Regions from separate parts of the Homo sapiens genome. Here region 1 is linked to region 2. The links are chromatin loops, found by intact Hi-C in ENCODE. Cell type or tissue: PC-9. All regions are shown on one strand. Links, peaks and the distances in the headings refer to the core of each region. The heading gives the core; the rest is flanking DNA.

Region 1 (10,831 bases), core at 4,278-8,277, 120 kb after region 2:
CTAAACTTAAAGGAGTACATGCAGTGTTTATTCTGCGTTCAGGCATCTTATCATTATTAGGAATGTTTTTTTTTTTTTTTTTTTTTTGAGACTGAGTCTCACTCTGTCACCCAGGCTGAAGTGCTGTGGCGCCATCTTGGCTCACTACAACCTCCGCCTCCCGGGTTCAAGCGATTCTCCTGCCTCAGCCTCCTGAGTAGCTGGGATTACAGGCATGTGTCACCACGCCCAGCTAATTTTTGTATTTTTTTTTAGTAGAGACAGGGTTTCACCATGTTGCCCAGGTTGGTCTCGAACTCCTGACCTCAAGTGATCTACCTATCTCAGCCTCCCAAAGTGCTGGGATTACGGGCGTGAGCCATATGCCCGACCCATTACTGGGAATATTTTCTACTAAGAGCCTGAGATAAAGGTTACAAACTTGGATTTTCTTTTACCATTTCTGCTCTATATCAATGGTATTCAAAATATTCCCAGGATGAAATTTTCCTGTAGACTGATTTGGGGGTGTAGTGGGAGCTTTATAGTTTGTAACCATGCCACATCTTTCTTCCAAATTTCTGGAAGTTTGCAACTCTCTTCTGATAGCTTTTCCTTTCAACAACCAAATCACCAAAATGTTCTTTGTCTGCTTTTCTTCCTTTATTGGTTCTACCTGTTTTAGGAAATCGTTTTCCTTCTACTCTCCTAGATTTGATATCTGGGTCCATAGAGTGAACTGACAATAGGCAGATTAACAGGAGGAAATGTATTAGAACTTATTAATTTTTAATAGTACTTTTAGAGGGACATCACAGGTGAAAAACGAGCACTTCCCCCAAAAATAATAAGTTTTTAGAGCTTATAGAGCATTTTAATTAGTGAAGGGAAAAGGAAAGCAGGGCACTTAGGGGAGAATAAATGATTTTTAGGAAAGAGAAATGGACCCTTAGAAGAATAAATGGGAGATATAATGGTTTGTGACAAAGTCTGGGTGTGGTGTCAACTTCTAGTCTCCTCTCCTGTAATATGAGTTAATTTTCCTCGGTTGATGAAACTCTTGAGGAGTTGATTTCCTTTGAAGGATCTGTCTCTAGGCAGATAGAGAAGTCCAGAGAAAGCCTTTTCCTGCATTTGCTGTTTTTGAAGTGCCTTTGGCTTAAGACAATCAAGATACCAAAGTGGCATATTTTAGGGTGACACATTTTGGTCTCTAACACTATCCTATTAAGATACTTACATTTTATTAAAATATGTTTATTGAGCAAGTGACAGAACAATAACTGACACTTTTATAAGAAAAGAAAAATCAACTGTGTAAATTCAACAGCATATCAGCTATTTCCTTGTATTTTTGTTCTTTTTTATTCCTTGCCAGTAAACCTACCTATTTTGGAGATGCAAGCATAGTGTAGATGTAATAATTTTGTGATTTTTTTCTCATAAATTATTATAAATATTTTCCCAGTTTGCTATACATTAGTAATATTTGTCATTGTCATTTAAATTTTTTATTTCTGTGAAATTATTTTTGTTATAGCAGATACAGATACATTGCAGAGTTTTAAAAACAGTACAGAAAAGTAGAAAGGAGAATGTAAAGTTCATCTGAACTTCCACCATCTAGAGATAATAATTACAAGTTCATCTAACATTCCTTTATTCATCTTCTTATGCACACATACACACATAGCTTTCAATATATAATTTTACATAAAGAGGTTTGTATATACATGCGGATGCATAACTAACATTTTTTCTCTCAATAATATGTTCTGGGCATTTTTCCATGTGAATGAAAATAGATATGTATCACCATGTTAGGTGATGGAAAAAATAGTGCATTGTAAGTTTTTAGCACTAATGTTTCAGTCCCCTTCTGACGTATAGATAGAATGGGTCCAAATTCCTGCCAGTGTAAACAATATTGCTACACACTTCTGGGATTATCTCCTTGGGGTAAATTTCAACTATTATTATTATCCTATTAATTCAGAGGCTCTTTTAAACTTTCAAACATATTTTAAAAACTGACCTTTTCAAAGTTGTGATATTTTACACTCCTATTACCAGTGTGACCGTCCTTTTTACCAAACCCTCCTCAACCTTGGGTCTTAGTCCCATCCATTTAACATTCTATAGCGTTCTGTGGAAAGGTGAAAAAAAATGCCTCATCATTTTTAAAATTTGCATTTCCTTAATTGGGTATTTGAGTATCTATCTATCTATCTATCTATCATCTATCTATCTATCTATCTATCTATCTATCTATCTATCTATATTTGTCATTTATAAGTCTTCTTTTGCGTCTTGGCTATTTATGTCCTTTGTCCAGACATCTACTGAAATGATCATCTTTTTTTGAGTTTTTATTTTGTTTTTACAAAATATCTAACCTTAATTGTATGTATTTAAATTGTTTTTTCTCATTTTTATTCGTGATTATTTAATTTTTGTATACTAAAACATATTACGTCTTTATGGAGTTTTTTGTATTGTTTTTGCTGGTGTCCTTCATATTTTAAATGTACACAATCAAATTTATTAATATTTTCCTTGACTGTTTTTAGTGTCAGTGTGACAGGAAGATCTTTCTCTAGATTATAAAAATATTATCTCATTTATTCTTCTAATAACTCGTGTTATTATTTTCTAACATTCAAATTAATATATCTAGTACTTGTTTGGGTGTACTGAATAATGTGAAAATTCAAAAATTTTCACCCAAATTCTAGTTGTTTTATCTCCAAAGAACACTGGAAAAGCAGACTTGTGCACATTAGGTGTTATTTGCACTGAAAAATGTCATTAAACTAGTAGATGATGCCAGATTTGAGTAGACTATGCCTGAGGAAACTGGAGACCCACATAATTACTGGGATTGTGAACATAATTTTACCTGGTAATGGAGACTTTATTAGTATATAATATTTATTATTAGATGTGTGTGATCATGAGAAATAGCCGGAAAGAATAGATCAAATTTAGATTTTACAAATTGTTAACGAGATTAATAAACTATAGAGCATGTTATCTATGGACTATGGTAACTATTTCAGCAGTATAGAGAAGCGAGCAACCATAGACAGGAAGATCTAGGTTTAAGAGGATAAAATACAAGTTAAGCGTGTGCTAAGTGAGGCATTAAGTTCCAGCTTCATTCAAAAAGTATCAACTGTGAGGCTGATGAGATAGGATTGGCCTTGTGGGTAGGGCTCTGAGGAATTAAAATGATAACAGACAATAAGTTAATAGAATGCCTGGGGCAATTACAATTAAGGAGAAAACAGGGTGGAGACAGACTTCATTGAGCAGGGGACCAAGGGATTACAAAATTATAAAGGTGCCTTGTGTTGGTGGACCCAGTTCCTAGATGGCTCTATCAGGGCAAGTCTTCTGGGAGAGAATAGAGAAAGTGCTTCCATCTCACACTCTAAGACTCTGGTTAGCATATAGGAACACAGGTACTTAGACATGACACCTTTATGTCACACTAAATTTTCATTTATTCTCACATCCCTTCTCTTTCATTGATCTGTCTGCCTCTTCCTGCATTCTTTCCTATTGTAACTTTACAGTGTATTTTAATATCTAAAATATCAGAGTCTTGCTATTTATTCTTCTTTTTCAGAATTTTACTGAATTATTTCTTATGCTTATACTTGCGTTTTTGAATCACTTTGTCAAGTATCCTGACCTCTTTATAATATCTATCTGACCATTGGCTGCCTGTCTTAGGCATGAATGGGTGGGATAAACTGTGATAGCAAACAACTCCCAAATCTAAGCAGGTTAACACAACAGAATTTAATGTTTTTCTCAGAGTCTATGCCCCATATGGGTGGGTATGAGTGGGGCAGGAGAGAGGATTTCTCCACAGAATTACTCAGCAGGCTGACCTAGGCTTCAACACTTTATAGCGCCACCACCTAGAAAATGCCACCTTCTCAGTGCCCTAGTCACCAGAACAGTGGGAGAGCAGCTGGAGAACTGTGTGTGGGTTAAAGAGACACATGTATTGTCTACCATAATGGAAATGTACTAGAATCTGCACTCTACAGTGCAGTAGCCATTTGTTTTGTGTGGCTATTGAATGCTTGGAACGTGGCTAATGTGACTGATGAATTGAATTTTGAATTTGGGGAAAATATTAATTTAATTTTCAAAATAAATAACCACATGTGGCTAGTGGCTACCTTATGGGAGAGCATAGGTCTGGAACTTGTCACCTAGTCATACCTCACCTCGGGGGAGCTGGGAGTGGAGAGGAGTAAACGGTGTTTTTGAGGAGTTTTATTATTTCCTCCTAGACTCCCAGAACAAAACACCAAACACACATGTACACGTGCACGCACACTCCCACTGGGAATTTCATTGTGATTTTAGCAAAATCATATTTAATCTTTTTTGAAGTTTTTTATTTTTAAATAAAAATATATTAAGATGTAATTCACATACCTTACAATTTGTGTATTCCAAGTGAACGATACAATTTTTTTTTAATATACTCACATGTACATGAAGCCAACATCAGAGTCAATTTTAGAATATTTTTATCACCTCAGAAAGAAATCTTATACCCTTAAGCTGTTACCCTCCTATTTTCCCCACCCTATCCTCCAGAGCTAAGTAATCAGTTGCCTACTTTGTCTCTAGATTTTCCTGTACTGGACATTTTATATAAATAAAATCATATATGTGGACTTTACTTAGCATAATGTGTTTAAGGTTCTTTTACTTAGCATAATGTCTTCAGGGTTCAACCAAGTTGTAGCATAACTTAATACTTCATTCCTCTTTATGGCCATCATAAGTTTTAAAATTTTTATCTTAAGATACTGTGGTTTTTTTTTTAAACTTTAACTTTAGGTTCAGGGGAACGTGTCCAGATTTGTTACACAGGTAATTTTCAGGTCACAGGGATTTGGTGTGCAAATTATTTCATAACCTAGGTAATAAGCATAGTACCCGATAAATAGGTTTTTGGTCCTCACCCTCCCCTCCCAGCTTCCATCCACAAGTAGGCCCCAGTGTCTGTTGTTCCTTTCTTTGTGGCCATGTGTACTCAATGTTTGGCTCCCACTTATAGGTGAGAACATGCAGTATTTGGTTTTCTATTCCTGCATTAGTTTGCTTAAGATAATGACCTCCAGCTCCATTCATGCTTTGCAAAGGATATGATCTTTTTCTTTTGTATGGCTGTGTAGTATTCCATGGTGTATATGTACTACTTTTTCTTTTTTCAGTCTATCATTGGGCATGTAGGTTAATTCCATGTCTTTGCTATTGTGAATAATGCTGCAATGAACATAACGTGTGCATGTGTCTTTATGGTAGAATGATTTACATTCATTTGGGTATATACCCAGTAATGGGATTGCTAGGTTGAATGGTAGTTCTGTTTTAAATTCTTTGAGAAATCTCCAAACTGCTTTCCACAGTGGATGAATTTACACTCCCACCAGCAGTGTATAAGCATTTCCTTTTCTCCACAGCCTCACCAGAATCTGTTATTTTTGACTTTTAATAATAGCCATTTTGGCTGGTGTGAGGTATTATCTCATTGTAGTTTTAATTTGCATTTCTCTGGTGATTAGTGATGTTGTATATTTTTTCATACGCTGCTGGCCACATGTATGTCTTCTTTTGAGTAGTGTCTGTTCACGTCCTTTGCCCACTTTTAAATGAGGTTGTTTGTTTTTTGCTTGTTACTTTAAGTTCCTTATAGATTCTGGATATTAGACCTTTGTCAGATGCATAGTTTGCAAATATTTTCTCCCATCTGTAGGTTATCTGTTTACTCTGTTGATAGTTTCTTTTGCTGTGCAGAAGCTCTTTAGTTTAATTAGGTTCTACTTGTCAATTTTTGTTTGTTGTTGCAATTACTTTTGGTGTCTTTGTCATGAAATCTTTGCCAGGACCTATGTCCAGAATGGTATTTCCTAGGTTATCTTCCAGGGTTTTTATAGTTTTAGGTTTTACATGTAAATCTTCCATTAATCTTGAGTTGATTTTTGTATATGGTGTAAGCAGGGCATTCAATCTTCTGCATATGGCTAACCAGTTATCCCATCACCGTTTGTTGAATAGAAAGTCCTTTCCCCATTGCTTTTTTTCATCAAATTTATTGAAGATCAGATAGTTAGAGGTATTCAACTTTATTTCTGGGCTCTCTATTCTGTTCTGTTGGTTCAGATGTCTGCTTTTGTACCAATACTATGCTGTTTTTGTTACAGGACAGATAAATATGTTACAGGAAAGAGGTCCCGATCCAGAACCCAAGAGAGGGTTCTTGGATTTCACGCAAGAAAGAATTCAGGGAGAGTCTGCAGAGCAAAGTGAAAGCAAGTCTATTAAAAAAGTAAAGGAACAAAAGAATGGCTACTCCATAGACAGAGCAGCCCTGAGTGCTGCCGGTTGCCCATTTTTATGGTTATTTCTTAATGACATGCTAAATAAGGGGTGGATTATTCATGCTTCCCCTTTTTAGAGCATATAGGGTAACTTCCTGACATTGCCATGGCATTTGTAAACTGTCATGGCACTGATGGGAGTGTAGTAGTGAGGATGGCCAGAGGTCACTCTTGTGGCCATCTTGGTTTTTGGTTGGTTAGAGCCGGCTTCTCTACTGCAACCTGTTTCATCAGCATGGTCTCTATGACTCATACCTTGTGCTGACATCCTGTTTCATGCTGTGACTTAGAATGCCTTAATTGTCTGGGAATGCAGCCCAACAGGTTCCAGCCTCATTTTACCCAGCTCCTAATCAAGATGGAGTTGTTCTGGTTCACATGCCTCTGACATTTTGGTTGCTGTAGCCTTGCAGTATAGTTTGAAGTCTGGTAATGTGATACCTTCAGCTTTGTTCTTTTTGCTTAGGATTGTTTAACCTTTTAAATATAGAGTTTTCCTGTTCAAGTACAAGGTATAACTTCCCATTTATTCCAGCATTCCTTTGTTTCTAAGCCATGTTTATTGATTTTTCTAAATCTAAATTCTGTATATTTCTTTTGGAGCTGACTTTTGAGCTAGGAAGACCAGTATTAGAATTTTAGCTCTTCTATTTGTCTTAAACTAATGTAACCTCTACTTACCTCAAAAAAGTTATGTAACCTCTTTAATTCTCAGTTCCTCCATTTATAAAATTTGGAGAAAAGTACCCATATACCCAATACTATCACTATTGCTGCTGCTAATATTATTGCCACTATTATTCCTTTTCCTATTATGACTACTATCTTATTAATATTGAATGATCATAATCATTATTTTATTATTATTATTATCATTATTATTATTAGGTAGAAAGCACCTTACGTGGATAATATTATTTAGTTTACACAAGAACCAAATGAAATTAGTGAATTTAAATCTGATAAAAATGTAGTTAGCACAACAGTTTATGTTATGTACTCAAGACAGCTTCAGTGTCATTGCTATTGTTACTATTAACATCAACATCATGATCATCATATTATCATTATTATCATGACCATCAGAATCGTCATTACTACCATCACCATCCTCAATTGCAGTTGCCTCCTTAATATCCCTTCCACCTTATCCCATCATGAAGGAGTGGGTTGGGTTTACTCCCTGACTCCAAAGGAGGATAATTCTACCCAATGGCTACGATGACAGGTTCAGGATGGGCACATAATCCAAGTCAAAGCCAATTAAAACATGCAATGCCCTCAGTCACTATGATTTGTTGATAAGTTTGTGACCCAAGGTGAGCAATTACAGAGAGCCCAGAACTTTTGTTTAGTGGGTGAAGGAGAGATTATCTTTCCTGTGTGGCATAAAAGAAAAAGGAAACCAACAGATAGAAACAGGATAATTATTAACACTATGCCACTATATTGGACATCACTTGAAGGCTGCTCTACTCCTGAACATTTTGGGTATATAAGTCAACAAATTCACTTTATTGTTTACGGTTGTTTTTTTTTCATGTACTACTACTAAATAAATGTGATTGAAATAATGAACATTCTTCTCATAATTCCTTAAATGTGTTAGTTGTGTATTTTCAACATACTGGGAAGCTATATATAGTGATTCCATAATCTCTTTGACATTGGACATCTTATCAAATTCTATTTGTATTACTTTTTCAGATGATTATTTTGGGATTTTATAGGCATATAATAAAGTAATTTAAAAATAACACAATACTTGCCTTGTCTTTTTTAAATTAAATATTTTATCTTTCTTAATTAGTAATTGTTAAAAAAAGGTAAAACAATAATGGTGATAACAAACATTCTTCCCTTATTTTTGCTGTTAATGGGCCCTGGTTGAGGTATACCACCTTAAATAAATATTCTCATTTTCCCATTTTCTTAAAGTTTTTGATAGCAGATAGCAGGTCCAGAAAAATATAATTCCTTCAAAGTGGCTAATCAGAAAATAACAAAGAGACCATATAAAACTTCCTACAGCAAAAATACAGCAGAATGAGACATAAAGGAAACCGAAAGAGAAGGGGAAAAAAAAGAGAAAATAGTTGCTTGACAGAACTTAGAAATGAATTAGAAGAGTAAGGAAGCTATATGGCAAAAAAAACTTAAATCAACAAAGTGGATGACAGGCTTAAGAGAATTAGAAAAAAGCCAGAAGAGAATAAAGAAATATAAGAAATTTTGGAGGAAATTATAGACTATAACAAACAGTACAGAAAACCAAAATATGTATACTGGCTGTGTCTGCAAAAGAAAAAGAGGATCAATGAAGGAACTCCCCTCCCAAAAAAATTAAAAAAAAAAGAGAGAAAAAAATGTTGCTTTAAAGATGAAAGAATGAATCTTCAGATAAGCGTGCTTACAGCTATGTTAGAAATAATAATACTATTATATAGGAAAAATAAAAACTGTGGAATGGGATGTTGAGATTTTATTCAAAAGAAAAGAAAATTCTGTTATTCTGATTTTGCATGGTTGCACTGCTCCTGAATTGGTTGGCAATTTTGATGATAATTTCAGTTAGAATAAGGTCCCAAAGCTTTTGAGCTTTTCATTTTGTGCATGAGCCTTTCAGTCACCTCTGGTATGCAGCTGCAAATTACATTTGTTCCCAGACCCTGCCCCTTCAGCTAGAAACCCAGTGTGAGCAATCAAATAGGGCTCAGGCTGTCTGCTGCAGGGTTTCTCTCCTTCCCTGTCTTAAGTGTCAGTTTTGGGGGGCTGGCAGAAACTCTAAGTTGGTTTTCCCCCACTCCTTATGCAACTTCTACACAACAAGAGGTTCCGTCTCCGTCCCATTCCCAACCAAGGGACTCTCTGCCCAGAGATCTGGAGGCAAGCAGGCAAACTTGAGACACATCAAGGACTTCCTTCTGGAATTTGATCTGTGCACCAGAGAGCTGTGCAATGAAGTGAGAAAGGTCTGTGATGCTTCTGGGGTTTCTCCTATTTGATCCATTTTGGGTTGTAAAAAGTCAATCTTCTCAAAAGTAGCAGAAGGATGGGGTCTTGAGAAATTTTTACAGAAATAAAGTTTTTTTTTTTTTTCTGCCCTTTCTCTCTGTCCCATTCTCCCAAATTGTTGTCCTACAGAGCATAGGAAAATTTTTATAAATATGTGTTTACAGTACCATATTTTCCTTGTGTCTTACTCCTTAATCTTATCAAAATTACGTCTTTTCATTTTTTGTTTCTTTGGTCTCTGGACAGTACCCTCAAAGTGGGATGATTAGAGTCCAGTAGGCAGGAAAAGCCCATTTGTGGAGAGGTAGATACACAGTGGGCATTGCTCAGAGTCAGTAGGGACCATGCGGAGCCACAGCCACTACTTGATACAGTGTCCAAGGCAGAGAGAAAGGGAGAGAGAGAAATATGCTGGTGTCTGAGTCCATTTAGGCTGCTATAACAAAATTCCTTAAATTGGGTAGCTTATAAGCAACAGAAAAATTATTTCTCACAGTTCTGAAGCCTGAGAAGTCTAAGATCAAGATAAACACAGATTCAGCATCTGCTAATGTCCCATTTCCTGGTTGATAGAATGGTGCCTTCTTGTTGTATCCTGACATGGTGAAGGGGTTGAATGAGCTCCTTCTGGCTGCTTTCCTAAGGGTACAAATCCCATTCATGAGGGCTCCACCCTCATGAACTAATCACCTCTCAACACCAACACCTTGGTTCGGATTTCAGCATGTGAATTTTGGGGAGACATAAACATTCAGACCATAGCATCTGGCATTTTCTTTCCTCTTTCTTTGATCTCCTGCTAATGTCTCTCACTGGCTGAAAACCTACTGAAAATACGATTTTATAGGTGGCAGCTCTCTGGAGTTCCGACCAGAGTAAGGGAAAGCAGTGAATGATCTGAGGGTAAAGAGGGAAATATGACATATATCAATGATTTCATGTAAACACAGGATCGCCAAAATTTTGAGAAAAATTAAAAACGAAAGACAGTCTTGCTTTGTGAATTAGTTTGTTTTCACACTGCTATAAAGACATACCCTAGACTGGGTAATTTATAAAGGAAAGAGGTTTGACTCATAGCTCAGCATGGCTGGGGAGGCCTCAGGAAATTTACAATCGTGGCAGAAGGAGAAGCAAACACGTCCTTCTTCATGTGGTGGCAGGAGAGAGAAGTGCAGAGCGAAGTGGGGGAAAGCCCCTTATAAAACCATCAGATCTCATGAGAACACACTCACTATCATGAGAACAGCATGGGGGAACCACCCCATGATCTAATCCCCTCGCACGAGGTCCGTCCCCCAACTTGTGGGTATTACAGTTTAGATTGCAATTTAAGATGAGATTTTTGTTGGAAACACAGAGCCAGCCCACATCGCTTTGATCAAGGGACTTGAATGTTATACCCCATGGTAAGAAAGTGCTTC
Region 2 (10,831 bases), core at 2,917-6,916:
AACTTCTGGAATCCTGATTTGTGTCTCTTCATTCTCTCTGTTTCCTATGTTCTGACCTTGTTCTTCCTCCCTACTTCTCTACTGTGTAGCTGCCGGTTCCCCTGAATCGAATGCAATTATATAATGTGGCCAATCTCTTTGAGACTCCTCCAGACCAGTAGTTATCAACTCTAGTTGCACCTTAAAATCACTAGGGGATATAATTTGTCTTTGTTGGATCCTAGATTTGCATATATTTAAAGGTATCTCAAATGACTTGAAGGTAAAAGGAAATAAGAAAGGACAGCATTTGTAAATAAGACCAGCTTCCTTTTTTCTATCTTCCTAACTCAACCTTTTCCTCTTGCAGTAGTTCTCAGAGAGGTAATAGGAGGTTCCAGGTCGGTGGTTGTTGGCTTGAGAGTGTTTGATCTGGCATTGCTTCAACACTCTGTGTGGGAGCATGGTGACACTCTAGGGCTTAGTCACTTTCAGGAGTCACAGGATGAACACAAGGTACAGGTTTTTCACTTGCTTTTCTCTTAATTTTTTTAAACAGCTGTATGGAGGTATGATTGATATATTAAAAAACTGCCTTTGGGAGGCCAAGGTGGGGGGATCACGAGGTCAGGAGTTTGAGACCAGCCTGGCCAACATAGTGAAACCCCATCTCTACTAAAAAAATATTAAAAAATAGCTGGGCATTTTGTCATGCACCTGTAATCCCAGCTACTTGGGGGGCTGAGGAAGGAGAATCGCTTGAACCCGGTAGGTGGAGGTTGCAGTGAGTCGAGATCGTGCCACTGCACTCCAGCCTGAGACTCTGTCTCAAAAAAAAAAACTTGCATATATTTAATGTACACAGTTTGATGAATTTGGACATATGCATACACCCATGAAACCATTGCCACCATCAAAGTAACAGATACGTTCATCACTTCCAAAAATTTCCTTGTGTCCTTTTTTTTAGTGGTAAGAACATTTGACATGAGATCCACCCTCTTAAATTGTAACATGCACAATTTAGTATTGTTAACTACAGGCACTATGTTGTATAGCAGATCGCTAGAACTTACTCATCTTGCATACTGAAACTTTATGCCAATTGAACCACATCTCCCTATTGCTCTTTCATTTGTAATTCTGAAAGGAGTAGAAGAATGATGTAGGATTTTTAGACTCTTCAATAATCAGATAAGAAATGAGAAGGGGAAAGAGAGCTCTAGGTTTCAGAAATTCACATAGAAAAAAAGATTTGTTTCAGTCATTGTACATTACATTATTGATGGTATCACTGTTTGGAATGTTTTTGGATCTGGTTCTTTTTAAAATACTTAGGGACATCCTGGCTATGAAGACACAAGGCATTTTGCACAGGTTGTGTGTTTAGGCTCATGGGAAGAGAGTCATAAAGCACATCTTCCATGTCCATCTTCTGCTGGGTATTGAGAAACTCTTTTCTGTTTGCCTAAGCACCTGTGTTGAATTTGGTAGCTGTGATGTTTGGACTGATTCAGCTGTAATTAATCTCCAGGCTAATTATGAGTTCTGTTGTCATTTTGCTTGATGTAATTAAACTGCATAGCTGGAGAAAGTTTGGAAACTACGGTTTCCAAGAAAACTCTTCCCTGTAACTTGGCAAGGAGCTTCAAGAGTGACAACATAATCAGCCAATTAAATATAAGCTGGAAGCCTGATGTCCTTCAGGATGAGTTTATGGGAAGAAGACAAATGTGTGTTCACAAGAGACACCTGCTGTTTTACTGCTGCCTTTTTGGAGAGTTTAAAGTATTCTAGAGGTTTTCTGTCATTAATCCTTTTGATAGCATTATTAAACAGTAAATGGAACAAGCATTTTAGTCCCTTTCAAACAGGTGAGATGATTAACATTGTGAAGGTTAGTTGTCAAAGGGCACAGTGACCACGCATCAGAAGAGATTCCAATGATGCATTTTCTTAGAAAAGATGATGCTTCTCTGCACAGATTTCTATAATAACTCTCAGATATATAAGAAGATTATACTAGCATGAAATATGAATATGTCCTTTGGTGAATAAATCCTTTAAGTCTTTTGGGGCCATAGTTTTATTTCATGTTTTAGTCTAAGGTAAGGAGCTACGGACCACATGCCAACTATAAGCTAATGGAGGGAGAATGTTGCTGAATCTCACTGGCCTTTGCCTTGCTTAGCCAAAATCATCTATTGTAATTGCAGTGTTTCTAAAACCATATCTCTGTGTATGTATGCACTCCCCTACTCATACTCAAGAACTCAGCTGCATATGGGGTGATACATGGACTCACATAGGTAGAGCTCTTAAATTGTTGTATTTTTCATAGTTACCTTATATATTTGACAATGGCTTTCTATTAACCATAGTAGGAGGAAAAGTCCTTCTAAAAAGACATTTATTATAGTAAAACTGTGAAATGTATAATATAAAATGCTAAATAATGGTCATTTGATTTGATATGTGGGTAGAACCCAAATCATGAAGGTGGCACTTGAATGACTCAAGTTTGGGAAACAGGGGCCTCTATCCATTTTCTCCTACTCCTGTTAAGAGGTCTGTCTGCTGATTCCTTTGCTTCAACAGTAATTCATTTTGTGAAAGACAGGTCAGATAAGAAATCTAACGTGTTATACTCTGAAGTTATCAATGTATATGACAGTATCATCACAATAAAGAAAAAGTAATGGAAACCATACTCAACCTCTGTCTGGTGTCTCCTGATTAATTTTAGTGCCTAATCATTTGTCTAACCAAGGCTTAGATCTTATGAGCAGAAGATTTAGTGCCTGCGATAATCACAGATTATGATTACGCCCTAAGAGTGTTTATCCTTACTTACCCTGGCATGCCAGGGAAACTAGCCATACTTACATCCTTTTATTCATAACTATAGGTAACACTATAAATGGCCAGATTCAGGTTTTTCATATTGACTTTGGCTTTAGGAAACAAGGGAGACTCTAAAGGAAAATATCTTAATCCACACTTCTTGAATGACTGATAATATGAGGACATAGATAAATCTTTTTTTGGGGGGTGAGGGGGTGGGGGGTGGGGAGGAGTCTCACTTTGTTGCCCCGGCTGGAGTGCAGTGGCATGGTCTTGGCTCACTGCAATCTCTGCCTCCCGGGTTCAAGCAGTTCTCCTGCCTCAGCCTCCCAAGTAGCTGGGATTGCAGGAGGCGCCTCTCACCACACCCGACTAATTTTGTATTTTTAGTAGAGATGGGGTTTCACCATGTTGACCAGGCTGGTCTTGAACTCTTGACCTCAAGCAATCCAAAACACCTTGGCCTCCCAAAGTGCTGAGATTACAGGTGTGAGCCACTGCGCCCGGCCAGCGCCCGGCCGACATAGATGAATCTTAAAGTGAAAGATGCCAAACTCAAAATGTTACATACTCTCTAATTATGTTTATATGACTTTCTGGACAAAGTAAAACTATCAGGACAGAAAATGTATTCATGGTTGCCAGGGGCCAGTGGTTGACTTTGAAGGAGCCTGGGAAACTTTTCAGTGTGATGAAACCATTCTTAATCTTGATTTTGGTGGTGGCTGCATGACTGTATCTAATTGTGAAAACTTCTAGGACGGCACACTAGAAAGGGTGAATTTTACTGGCTATAAATTATACCTCAATAAACCTGAATGGAAAAGAAATATGTTTTAGTGTTTCATAAGACAAATTACAAGTACAATGTGAAGTAATAGTCAAACTAAAAAAAAAAGGCCAGCCAATATCTGCAAATCGTTCTTCAAGGGAGGAGAAAGTCAGATTCAACCTTTGAATTTATTTACATCGATGGACATCCTCTTAATCTATATGACTAGATTGGAAATGTCCAGTGTATGCTTTTATACAAACTGTTCCCATTCAATCTTTTTGTGTTTGTTCATGATGACGTTCATTTCAGTGCTATCGCTCATCATAGTGGGAAAAATGTTTAGGTTCTGGCAATGTTATGGCAAAAAGTAGTTTCCCTAGTTTCGTACTGGATATAGTAACTCAGCTGAAAATGATTGGTCTGTAGCAACTTTTTAAAATAGAAAACACCATCTTTGCTTTTGGTACAATTAGGAAATTCCTAAGAGTAAAAATTAGGAAAGCATAACCTTTTTGAGGAAACATTTTGAGAATTATTTCGGAATGACCAGCTTATTTAATCCTGTGATCAGGAGCAAATAGAGATTCATTTCCATGTAAAAATAGACTTTTGCCAAGAGTTGGGCAAGTGATGTGAATTGTGAGATGCCAAGATAGACATGTGAGGACAGCCACCTGTGATGTTGTGGTGCAGCTCTTCCTGGAGGCTTGTCAGTTGCTGGCTTCTTGAAACTTATGCTTGTCCTCTGGTTTGGTGAAGTAAGAACCACTCAAAGCTTTTAAGGAGTTGATTAAAATTGCTTAAATAAATAAGGTAATGTAAATTATGGCACTTGAGAAAAACCATATTGCACATTTTTATAGGTTCCTACACCTTGAAAATATAATGTATTAACGTATAATGTATGAAGTTTAAGCATGTTTTCATAGACATTGTTTTCATAGGAGTAATTTATTTTCATTTGAAGGATACATATATTGTTGGCAATAAAGATCATTCCACAGTTCAAATAAGAGTTGCCTTTTCCCTGTGGCTTTTCAGGGAAGTTCTTAAAACTGTAATACAAGAATTTCTGATTGATATGTGTTATTAGTCTAGTTTTCATAACTGTAAGTGTTGTGATTCAAGTGCTGATTTTTACAATTTCTATTTTATTTTATTTATTTTCCTTTCTTGTTTTCTGATGATTACAAATGGTTAACCATGTTCACTTTCTGATATCTATGACACCATTTTTAAAGAATGCAGACCTTACCAGAGCAAGCTCCTGGCATTGTTTACTGATCACTGACTCAGCTAATTCTTCGCAAACCTTGCAGACAATCCAGAGCAGCTCCTTTTTGTTTACTTATTTCAACAAAAGATAAGTTGGTCCCCATCTGCTCCACTGGTGGGCACATGAATTAGACCAGCCAGTCATTGTGTCCCATTCTTCTTCTGGCCCCAGTGACTCATTTTCCAGTGGACCGGATATAGTAAATCAGCTGATCACACAACCTATGATAGGCCATTAAGAATAAATTCATGATGTTTTGCTAACATTATGGAGAAGACGAGCTCCTTATCTGCTGGTGTTACTATCCAAGTGTAATATTTCTGGGGCCACCTTTAATCCTGCTGTAAGAGAACCTTGGGAGAATACAGAGAAAACCAGAGACAGGGGATGGAGAGAGAAATTCTTCTGTCTTCCTTAGAGAACCTGATTCAACTTGCCTGAAGCTGATATCAGGCTACTCCTAGGCTTAAGAATATACAAGACAATATTTTTTAACCTAATGGAAGTTGAATTTCTGCCCCTTGCTAAAAAAAGATGACTGACTACAACACTCATTACATGCAAAGATTCTGGATAATAGATAAATATCTGGTTTCCAAGAGTTTACAATGAAAAGCAGAAAGTATAAAAGATAATAATATCCAGTTAGGATTACTCTTCACAGTGTACTATTTTTCTCTCTATCCCAGAATTTACTACTTTATGTCAGGATTATTTGCATGTATTTTTTTCTTTTGTGACAGATTACAGAGAAGAAATCCTGGTTATCTATTCACTTTCTTGTTCTTCAATATCTAGTACAAGTGCTTTGCACATGGAAATGTTCAGGAAGTTTTTATGGAACTTTATATGAAAAGACAATATTACTCAGGGATTGATGGTATTGAATGAGTGGTTTAGAGCATGAGGTCCTATCATTTTGGGGTTAAACGGTATTTTTTTTGCTGAGAATGATGGTTTCCAGCCTCATCCATGTCCCTACAAAGGTCATGAACTCATCATTTTTTATGGCTGCATAGTATTCCATGGTGTATATGTGCCACATTTTCTTAATCCAGTCTATCATTGATGGACATTTGGGTTGGTTCCAAGTCTTTGCTATTGTGAATAGTGCCACAATAAACCTATGTGTGCATGTGTCTTTATAGCAGCATGATTTATAGTCCTTTGGGTATAAACCCAGTAATGCAAGGACAAAAAACCAAACACTGCATGTTCTCACTCAGAGGTGCGAATTGAACAATGAGAACACTTGGACCCAGGAAGGGGAACATCACACACCAGGGCCTGTTGTGGGGTGGGAAGAGGGGGGAGGGATAGCATTAGGAGATATACCTAATGTAAATGACAAGTTAAGGGTGAAGCACACCAACATGACACATGTATACATATGTAACAAACCTGCACATTGTGCACGTGTACCCTAGAGCTTAAAGTATAATAAAAAATATATATAAAAAAATTTTTAAATGGTATTTTTTTGTCCCCTAGTCAAGGTCCTCATTCAAATTGCTGCCACTAGATGATTTGTGCTTCATTTTGTTCTATGGAGCAAGGCAGTATTTCTAGGGATCAGTACTAGACAGAGGCAGCTTTGTACTAGGATGGGCGAAGGGAAATTGGAAGACTAAGGCTCCAGGAATTTACATTTTTACAAAGAATATGCTTTATTATCCAAATAATGTTAAATTTACCTGTTCTTTTACCAAACTTACACTGAAGAATCATCAAATTCTAAATTTAATAAGAAAAAGAACATGAAGAAAAAAATCGCTCCCACAAACCAAAAATATGTGCAATAACAGTCATATCTTGATTGTAATCATTGTTTTGACCTTCTTTAGCTCAGTTACTACTAGCTAGTTTTACATCGTTGCATTGCGAACACACTTTCATAGTTAATTAAAATTAAATATACTGAAAAGGTCTGATTCTTTCTTCACTCTCAAGAGATATGAGTCTTTGTTCTTCCTAGAACAAACTGAAGTGAACTTCTTTCTTTGCTATTTCTCTGTCTTCAGAAGTGGAAGCAGCTGAAGCTCCTTTCTGCAAAGTGTGTAACTAGATACTTGCACTGAATATTTCTTTCTTTTAACTTTTAATTAATACAGGCATGAATGGGAAGGTCTGCCTCTTACAGGAGTGTATATTTGAGGACAAAAGCAATGCTTTTATTACAAAAGGTAAGACTCAGAGAAGGAACCAAAAATGCCCAGGTGATATTCAAAATCTATATGCTCTTCATCTTAGATTATGCCATTCTGTGGTATATGAAATAATGAGGCTTATGTTTAATAATTCCTTTCTATGATTTCATTAGATAAATAAGATTATATGTTTTTCGTAAGAAGATGACAGCTGGAATCAGACCCAAATGTGAATTCCTGCATCACCATTTGCTAGAGCTGTTAGTGTAGACAAGCCTCTTACTCCTTTTCAGCTTCAGCTTACTCATCTGTTCCCCACGGGACTGCTGTGAAGACTAAATGGTCTAAAGACTATGAAGCCAAAGCACAGTGGTGGTGGTGGCAGTGGTTAAAAATTAGCAGGACTGGCCGGGCGTGGTGGTTCACGCCTGTAATCTTGGCACTTTGGGAGGCTGAGGCGGGTGGATCACCTGAGGTCAGGAGTTCGAGACCAGCCTGGCCAACACGGAGAAACCCCATCTCTACTAAAAATAAAAAACTAGCCGGCCATGGTGGTGCATGCCTGTAATCCCAGCTACTTGGGAGCTGTGGCAGGAGAAATGCTTGAACCCGGGAGGTGGAGGTTGCAGTGAGCCGAGATCGTGCCACTGCACTCCAGCCTGAGCAACGGAGGGAGACTCCATCTCAACAACAACCACAACAAATTAGCAGGACTGATCTCTACTTCCTTCCTAGGAAACATGATGTAAGGACAATTCTGTTGTTTTCCAGGGTTGATTGGGCAATATGGCTAGCTAGGTCCCCTTCTTCCTCCATACTCCAGGTGTGCCCCTCCAAGGATGCATATGCGGTTGAACAGGGTATCCTCTCAGGATGGAGAAAAACTTTTCCTCAGTTTAAGGCACATTTCCAGGGAACATGGGAATGAAAAATGGTATAAAAGAACTGGCCAATAATGCTGCCAAATTGTGAGAATAAACCTAACATTGATTTTCATGTAGCTGATTTTTTTTTTTTTTGTAAAAGGAAGTAAATTTAAACAAAACCAGCTTTGATCAAATAAGTGACCCATTTTTTATGAGAAATAAGGATGTTACTAAGAATTGAACAGTTTATTGCTAGAATAATAATAAACAGTTTGTTGCTAGAATTTCTCCACCATGAGTGGAGGAATTTTTGCCTCTTGTTCTTTGTTAAATCCCAGCTCCCAAGCCAGTGCCTGGCGTATAAGAGGCACTGAATAAATAATTATTGAATGAATAAATGCACTGTTGCTAAAAGAAAAAACAGGTGGACATGGGCTGAATTTTCAGCATGATAAATGTGGCCATGCAAAATAAATTAGATAGAAGTAACATGATTAACCTAGGAAGCTGAAATTCCTCTTCTCTGAAAATCTCTAAGAGTAGGCTTCATGCTTCTGTTTCCAAGACTGTGTCAGTCTAACCTTTGAAGAGAAGAGGATGGCCCAAATACATTCTGAGGTTTGAAGGTTCTAGAAGTCTCATGGAAAGCTTCATATTTATTTGCAAGAGTTTTCCTCATCTTACGACTGAGCAATTTTTTCAACGCTACAAGAATATTTATCCATGGTAAATCTTCTACCCCTAATCTTGCTTTAAGACAAATTTTCTTTCTACAGATCCATATTGCTTCTTACACTATTTCATTGGAAGCCACCTGATATCTGTGTGTGCCGATGATAATGACCAGAGTGATATTTATTCATGGATCACCTTTCCTTCACAGAAAGCAGGAATCAGTTCCAGTATCTGGGCCATAAGTAAATATTAATAGTTGAATAACATTGTTGCTTTCTGTCTGCAGGCAACAGAGAAAGGAGTCTTGCTCATGGTTTCACAGATAATAGTGATTTTCTGTGTCCCAGACCATCTTCAGTCCAGGATATCATAATATATGCATTATGGTTCTATTTTCCTTTCGAAAATAGTGCAGTAGATCAAAGTATTTCTTTTCTTTCTATGAATAATTCTTCATTCATTCAAACGCCTCCTCTGAAACATGTATTTCTACTAAAAGACTTCCTGGAAACTTTGTGTAGAAAACAGTGCTCACTTTATAATTGGTTTGAAATCAAATAATATTTTAAGAAATAATTTTCTTCTTATCATGCTGGGGTACTGATAATTTTTTAAGGAAAAGGTAACTAATTTGATAATTAAGTAGTCTATATTTCTATACCAAACATCTAAAAATGAACAGATTTCATGCTACATTTAGAATTAGTTTTTTTTTTTTTTTTTTTTTGCTCTTACCAGAAACAAACTGCAGTCCAAAAGCCTCCATCATAGCCATAATACATCTCAGAAGGCACAGTTGGAAGACAAATTTGAAACAATGAAACTCACAGATTGGAAAGACACTCAATACAGATTTAAAGATCACACATCATCAAAAATGTCCTATGATGATGTTGATGAAACCGAAAAACTCAGTTTGCTACGATCAATTTTGTCACATTACCTATGTAAATAAAAGACAATGCATATGGTGAAATTAAGAGGACTAAAATAGCAAGAGACATCCAATACTCTCTGGTTCACTTTGAAGGTATTATTTATGAAGGTACTTTAGGATCATATATAATGCAAATGACAATATTTCTAGAAATATATTTGTGCTCTATGGATTCATGGATGATAATGCCTGGAGCATTCCAACAGAGGTAGTTGCATGAATTAATGGAGCACATCTGGGCATCAGTCCAATAAAAATGTTAGCTGAATGCTTCCTTTGGGGGGAAAAAGCTATTGAGAAGTAGATAGCTACAAGCAATTGATGCTGGTTAAACAGAACATCCTCTTTATTCTTTTTCCACTCACTTCTGAACTAGGTCAGCTATATGCCTTTGAGAGAGGAGGAAGGCTTCAAGGAGTAAGTTTACTTTAATGCAGTCACTTTTCAAGTAATTTACTTCTTTTTGGATAGACCGACATTGCATATGAATACCCAGGCTTACTAGCAAGTCCTTAATAATGAAGTCTCCACATTTAATGCTGATATCTCAGATTTATGCTGCACACTTCTTAGAAGATCAAAGTATAGTACTTAATTCTCAATTTCTATGGAACTATATATGTGAATACATTTATTTTGTGTTGAGAACAGTGGAAAGAAATAGAATGACATTAACCAGGCCTTATGGGAAGAGTTCCCTTCTTTCCAGCTCACACTTTTTCCATGAGGACATAAGGAAATAAAAACCCTAGTCTCATAAGAACCTCTATGCCCCACTTGCCAATCAGGAATAGAAGGCCATTGGGAGGGACTTTAAGTGATTTGTAACGGGAATAGCAGAAAGGACAATGTGGTGTGGGATAGTTCACCCAGGTGGACTGGCACTTGATTTTTACAACTGGTCTGAAGGTCACCCTCTCCAACTACAGTCATGTAGTGATTATATCATTGCAAAAATGAAAAAAAAAAAAGACCTCTCCTCCACATATCACAATTATTTTCTGAGGCTCCACTGGAATACTGTGTGTAGAAATGTTTTGCTGATTGTAAAGAAAGATGCAATTGTGAAGTGCAGATGTTATTATCCTCTAATGGAAAGCTCCCTGAGGGTTTATACCTTCCATAAACCTCTTCCAGCTGCCTACTTTATTTCCCAAACACTCCTCCTTTGGCTCTTCCTTCTTTTCATTCTAATTACATCCATGAGGAAGCCTCCATTAGGAATTAATGAGCATTAGTACCTTAATTTACCATCTGCTCCCCCATTCCCCCCTTAACAAATGAAGGTGTGTCTCAGCTTCAAGACCTTATGTTGGTTGTAGCCAGGCAGAT

What was found. Peaks named below come from ENCODE experiments on the same cell type or tissue, not always from the same donor. Only the 100,000 strongest peaks of a DNase experiment are listed, where the experiment ranks them.
Region 1: it touches region 2 in a loop (3-fold over the local background); 1 of 110 quality-filtered maps calls a loop at or near these places.

The regions. Positions count from the first base shown.
Region 1 is chr9:82,806,955-82,817,785 of GRCh38, reverse strand. No RefSeq gene overlaps it. Among named protein-coding and RNA genes, the nearest start is that of RASEF, 250 kb to the left of the region's middle. In PC-9, for the core only: no CTCF peak of the experiment used is centred there; a DNase peak (open chromatin) is centred at 6,695; H3K27ac peaks cover 1,443 bases.
Region 2 is chr9:82,929,254-82,940,084 of GRCh38, reverse strand. No RefSeq gene overlaps it. Among named protein-coding and RNA genes, the nearest start is that of RASEF, 130 kb to the left of the region's middle. In PC-9, for the core only: no CTCF peak of the experiment used is centred there; a DNase peak (open chromatin) is centred at 4,894; H3K27ac peaks cover 1,301 bases.